Linked DNA regions of Homo sapiens: region 2 is linked to region 1. Evidence: chromatin loops called from intact Hi-C (ENCODE). Cell type or tissue: PC-3. All regions are shown on one strand. Links, peaks and the distances in the headings refer to the core of each region. The heading gives the core; the rest is flanking DNA. Region 1 overlaps LOC124905991 (a long non-coding RNA gene). Region 2 overlaps LINC03063 (long intergenic non-protein coding RNA 3063).

Evidence for each region. Hi-C counts contacts between places; a loop is a spot of excess contacts. Peaks named below come from ENCODE experiments on the same cell type or tissue, not always from the same donor. Only the 100,000 strongest peaks of a DNase experiment are listed, where the experiment ranks them.
Region 2: a loop joins it to region 1, with 1.9 times the contacts of the local background. A loop is called at or near these places in 2 of 110 quality-filtered maps.

The regions. Positions count from the first base shown.
Region 1 is chr2:37,470,754-37,473,665 of GRCh38, forward strand. LOC124905991 (a long non-coding RNA gene) reads left to right here. Exons shown (of 3, transcript XR_007086288.1): 3 at 2,035-2,912. Among named protein-coding and RNA genes, the nearest start is that of LINC03063, 90 kb to the right of the region's middle. In PC-3, for the core only: no CTCF peak of the experiment used is centred there; DNase peaks (open chromatin) are centred at 1,458 and 2,438; H3K4me3 peaks cover 672 bases; H3K27ac peaks cover 1,880 bases.
Region 2 is chr2:37,574,551-37,577,462 of GRCh38, forward strand. All of the region lies in intron 1 of LINC03063 (long intergenic non-protein coding RNA 3063), which reads left to right. Among named protein-coding and RNA genes, the nearest start is that of LINC03063, 14 kb to the left of the region's middle. In PC-3, for the core only: a CTCF peak has its summit at 1,427; no DNase peak of the experiment used is centred there.

The DNA.
Region 1 (2,912 bases), core at 104-2,603:
CTTTGTCCGGCATATCCACACTGGAGATGCTACCTTCCTGTTAGTCACTTAGCAGCTTTAGATTGAAAAAACATAGTATACATACGGTTCAGTCCTATTTGCTGTTTCACGTCTCCACTGGGGGTCTTGGAACACACGCCCATGGATAAGGGGAGATTACTGTATTAAATCTTTTTAATTTAAATATTTGGTATTATTCTTTCTTCCCTTCCCTTCCTTTCCCTTCCCTTCCTTTCCCTTCCCTTCCTTTCCCTTCCTTTCCCTTCCCTTCCCTTCCCTTCCCTTCTCTTTCCTTCCCTTCTCTTTCCTTCCCTTCCTCTCTTCTCTCTTCCTCTTTCCTTCCCTTCTTTCTTTCTTCTTTCAATGGATAGAATTTTTCTAATAAGAATAGTCCTATTGGACAGATGATACATGATGATATTTGCGGATTGATTTGGTTATGACCTTGGCTTTGAATGCAACCCTGGGCTCCTTTCCAAAGGAAAAGTGGGATACTCTTAGTCCATGGTATGCAGTGGCATAATAATTAAATTATCAACTATGGTCACTTAGGATAAAGTTTCTGTTAAATTTCCTGATAAAGTAAGTTTCTTGGGGCACCAAATGACTACTGCATCTGACTCTTATGTAGAGTTAATGGCTACAAGGACTGTGGCATGAGATGGCTTTTATTTTTGGCTGTACTGGAGGAATAGTAAAAAGAAAATAACAAGTTTGGGGTTTTAAATTCTCAGCTTAAGTGTCAGTCAGAAAGCCAGAGAACTTCTATGGTTACCCTATAAAAGACCATTATATTTCCTGTAGCTGTGGAACAAATATCACTGAAAGCCAAACTCCAAATCTGTGTGGATTGCAGAATTATAATCTAAACTGAAATCACAGACTCACCAAATTGTTATGTGTAAGTTAGAGAACTGATTGGGAAGAAGTGGGACCTTGATATTTGAAATGAGGGCATTCTGAATGGACTCAGAAAAATCCAAAAATTTAGAACTTTGCAAGCATCCCTAAACTTTCCTTGTTAGTAGAACAAGCTCCTTCTTCCATATCTGAGGTTAATCTCTTCCTTGGTTGAAAACTCTTAATTTCATCTTATGCTGTTGTCTTGTGAGAGTGTTTTATTCTCCTACCTCCATCAAGACCCATTCTTCATTGCCTCAAGGCTTGTATGTCAAGTCAGATATCCTCAGGTACAGGAAAGAAATAGTATAGACTCCCAGAGAATTGCATGGTTTACTTAACAGCAAACATCTGAGTAGTATGGAGTATTGTGAGAATAAATTGTAAGTGCATTAGACCAAGGAGAATAGAATATAATATGAGGTCAGCCTGAATTTATTGATATGGGTGCACTTACCAGAGATTCTGGATTTAATGTGTCAGCATAACTAGCTGGAGGTTGTCCTGACAGTGTGGTTAGTTGACTGAAACTTGGGCTAAATGATGGCCTACATTCCGAGGCTGAGATGTCACAACTTCTGTGGCATAATGTAGAGTATGAGTCAACAAATTATGGTCCATGGGTCAAGTCTGTGAGCTAGGAACAGTTTTCATAATTTAAAGAAGAAAGAGGAGAGAAGGAGGAGGAGGAAGAGAAGGAGAAAGGAGACAGAAAGCCTATATGGTCCACAAAGCCTAAAATATATAGTCTTTGGACATTTACAGAAAAAGTTTGAGGACCTTTGGTATAGAGAAAGAAATCCAAAGGTTTGGGGGTGGGTATAAATAATGGAATAGATTTATCCTGTGCAAACTCTCCTTTTCTCTATGTCTTCCAAGTGTGTTTACAGCCATGGCTCAGGCTCATGTGTGCTCAGGCCGAGCATCACTGGGGAGAAGGTGTCTCTTCTCCTGCCTCACTGTTTGCACTGAAGGGAGAATAATGACATTCAGAGAGTCCTCCTTGTCTTATCTCTGTTCCCCTCTGGTACCCCTTGGGAGATGGGGGACATGGAATGTTAAAAAACAAAACAAAACAATGAGGCTTTGAGTAAGAACAGATTATCTGTTGGTTTTTTTCTTTCTTTAATTAAGGTGGTTTCCTGAGAAGCTAAGGGAAGAGAAGACTTAGACATTACTAGAACCCATTCCTCAAGACACTGTATTCAGACAGAGGTAAAGTACCTGTGCATAACTCCACATACCTCCTTAATCGATACTGTGGCTGATAAGGTGATTGCTGATTAGGTGTTTAGCTTTCATAGTGACCACAAATTCTTTTTTGGGGAGAAATTCTTTTCTTTTTCCAGCTTACCTTTTCCAACTCACATGCTTTTAAAAGCAATGTTTGCAGTTTCTGCCACTCCAATGTCAACGAGAATTTATTTTAAAATGTGTATGAACTGGCAGCTTCTCAGAAAAAAAAAACATTGTTTTGGGAATGAAGTCATCTGTTTGGAGAGCAAAGCCTCAAGTATCATGCAAGGGGCGGGAACCCAGTGCCCTCTGCCTGCTCAACCCTTTGGCACACACAGCCATTGTCAAAACCTGTTTCCAGAGCAACTGAATTCTCTGTTGAAATTACTTGGCAGTTGACAAGCTCCTCTCCCTAAGGGTCTGGAGTAACTCCTTTCAAGGGTCTTATTTTAATGTAGCTTGTCCCTGATGGAGACCAAGATCATTGCCAGCTGAAGAATTTACCAGTACTCTCAAGTTGGCTCACCTGATACATTTTTATAGTAGAGATCAAGGTGTGTGTTTGGGATTTGGACTCTAATTGATGTCTTCATCGTCTTAGAAACACGTATGTCCTAAAGTCAAAACAATAGCTGGCTTTTTGGGTTATCTGCAGGATAATATTGTATCTGGGTACACAATGTTGGCAGTCTTTGAGAGGTATTGCTCCCATGCATTCTTCCAAACTGTGTATGGAGTAAATAGCCATTCAGTATTACAGACTCTGTTTTCTGACC
Region 2 (2,912 bases), core at 230-2,729, 100 kb after region 1:
TTGGCTCGCACCTGCAATCCCAACACTTTGGGAAGGTGACGTGCAAGTGGGTCATTTGAGCCTGGGAGTTTGAGACTAGTCTGGACAAATGGTGAAACACTGACTCTACAAAAAATACAAAAATTAGCTGGATGTGGTGGCAAGTGCCTGTGGTCCCAGCTACTCTGGATGCTGAGGCAGGGGAATTGCTTGAACCCGGGAGACAGACGTTGCAGTGAGCCGAGATCACGCCATTGCACTCCAGCCTAGTGACAGAGCAAGACTCCGTCCCAAAACAGGGACAACTGATGTCTGGTGAGGAGACATTTTCCTGATGGACTGGGAGCACATCCACTGGACTAATAGATGTATTTGTGCTGGATTTGTGTTCTCTTCCTAACACACTTTGTCTCCCTCTTCTAGGCCCTGCTCTCTGCTAGATTTTCTCTTTCCTTAGTGTCCTCATGGCTATGCTTGGGGTGCCAAGTCCTTGGCTCTCCAGTTGCAATTGCAGTTGCTTTTTTTTTTTTTTTGAGACGGAGTCTTGATCTGTTACTAGGCTGGAGTGCAGTGGTGCAATCTCGGCTCACGACACCCTCGCCTCCCGGGTTCAAGCGATTCTCCTGCCTCAGCCTCCCAAGTAGCTGGGATTACAGGTATGTGCCACCACGCCCAGCTAATTTTTGTATTTTTAGTAGAGACAGGGTTTCAACATGTTGGCCAGGATGGTCTTGATCTCCTGACCTCGTGATCCACCCACCTCGGCCTCCCAGTGGAAATTGCATTTTTAAGAACAACTCTTTTCAGAGGAGCAGTGGATGACGTTGGTGCTCCCAGTCAGACCTCCCAGGATCTTTTTTCTTTTTGAGGTGGAGTCTCCCTCTGTCACCTAGGCTGGTGTGCAGTGGCGCCATCTCAGCTCACTGCAACCTCTGCCTCCTAGGTTCGAGTGATTCTCCTGCCTCAGCCTCCTGAGTAGCTGGGATTACAGGCACGCGCCACCACTCCTGGATGAGTTTTGTATTTTTAGTAGAGGTGGAGTTTCACCATGTTGGTCAGGCTGGTCTCGAACTCCTGACCTCGTGATCCACCTGTCTCGGCCTCCCAAAGTGTTGGGATTACAGACATAAGCCACTGTGCCCGGGTGATCTTTTTTTCTTTACCATTTTCGTGTACACTCATATACCCCTTTGCTGTGCATTTGCTTCTAACTCACGGCTTCTGAAGCTCTTTCGAGAACTGCTTTCAGGTTGCCAGGGCCTGTGCAGAGAGCCCCTCCAGCCACAGCACCTGGGCATTTATTCTCTCCACCCCGCTTGTGGCCTTGATGAATGGCCTACAAGTGAGGTAGGTATGAAAGCCCAGTGCTCTTGCTTTTCTTGCCTCTGGTACAAATTGGAGGCATAACTTACACTCCAGAGGTCCCCTGCAGGATCAGGCCAAGACTACCCTCTGTAGGACTTGCCTGCAACAACACCCTTGTTTGGCTTCCTCCCCTTCCTGCTGTCCTCCCTGACTTAAATTTTTATTTTAGGTTTGGGGGTACATGTGAAAGTTTGTTACATAGATAAATGGGTGTCACAGGGGTTTGTTGTACATACTATTTCATCACTCAGATATTAAGCTCAGTACCCAATAGTTATCTTTTCTGCTCCTCTCCCTCCTCCCACCCTCCCCTCTCAGGTAGACTCCAGTTTCTGTTGTTTCCTTCTTTGTGTTCTTATCATTTAGCTCCTGCTTGTAAGTGAGAACATGCAGTATTTGGTTTTCTGTTCCTGTGTTAGTTTGCTAAGGATGACAGGTTCCAGCTCCATCCATATTCCCACAGAAGACATGATCTTGTTCTTTTTTATGGCTGCATAATATTCCATCGTGTATATGTACCACATTTTCTTTATCCAGTCTGTCATTGATTGGCATTTAGGTTGCTTCCATGTCTTTGCTAGTGTGAAGAGTGCTGCAGTGAACATTTCTGTGCATGTGTCTTTATGGTGGAATGCTTTATATTCTTCTGGGTGTATACTCAGTAATGAGATTCCTGGGTCGAATGGCAGTCCTGAGAAGCAGTCTTAATAAATCACTTGCTCACAAACCCTGAATCCACATCTCAGGTAGCCCAACCTAAAATCACCCTCTATCTCCTGAAGTGGAGGCTTTTAACTCTTTTTAGGTCATAGATACCTTTAAGTATCTGATAAAAGGTCTCAGCAGTTTTCCTCTTTTTTAAAAATAAGTACTGCTAGTCACAGTGGCTCATGCGTGTAATTCTAGCACTTTGGGAGGCTGAGGCAGGAGGATCACTTGAGCCCAGGAGTTTAAGGCTGCAGTGAGCTATGATTGTGCCACTTCACTCCAGCCTGGGCAACACAGTGAGACCCTGTCTCAAAAAACAGCAACAAAAAAGTGAACATGCCTGTAATTGGTTTGCATTTGTTCTACAGTCTTGGAAATATAGGACAAGCCTCATCCTTGATTTTTGCCAATTGTCTCTGACTCAGCCTTCCACCCACCAGGTGGTTGAGAAATCCAAGGAGGGCCTTTCTTATTCTTCCTCACTCTTCACTTGGGATCATACAGGAAACCTGGTCCAGAAATGCTGGGAAGGGCAGCAGGATTTCGTTCCATACTCTCGGGATTTTGTTCTTCATTCAGGGGTACTGCTGATGATGTGTGGTTCTGCTCAGGGATCTGTGCTCAGGCCCTCAGACTGCAGCACTAGCGTTCAGACTCTCCAGGTGCATAGCAGGAAGCACACACTCAACTTAGATGAGGACTTAATACCTCTGCTGTACTCTGTGTGAGCCCCACCACCAGATCTTACATGGACAGCACCTCTCGCCTCAGTCTCTACCCCAGATCTGTTTTCAGGAACCACCCTGTAGTAGCTTCATGAAGCTACCTCACCCCTACAAACCAGCCATATTCCCTTTGTC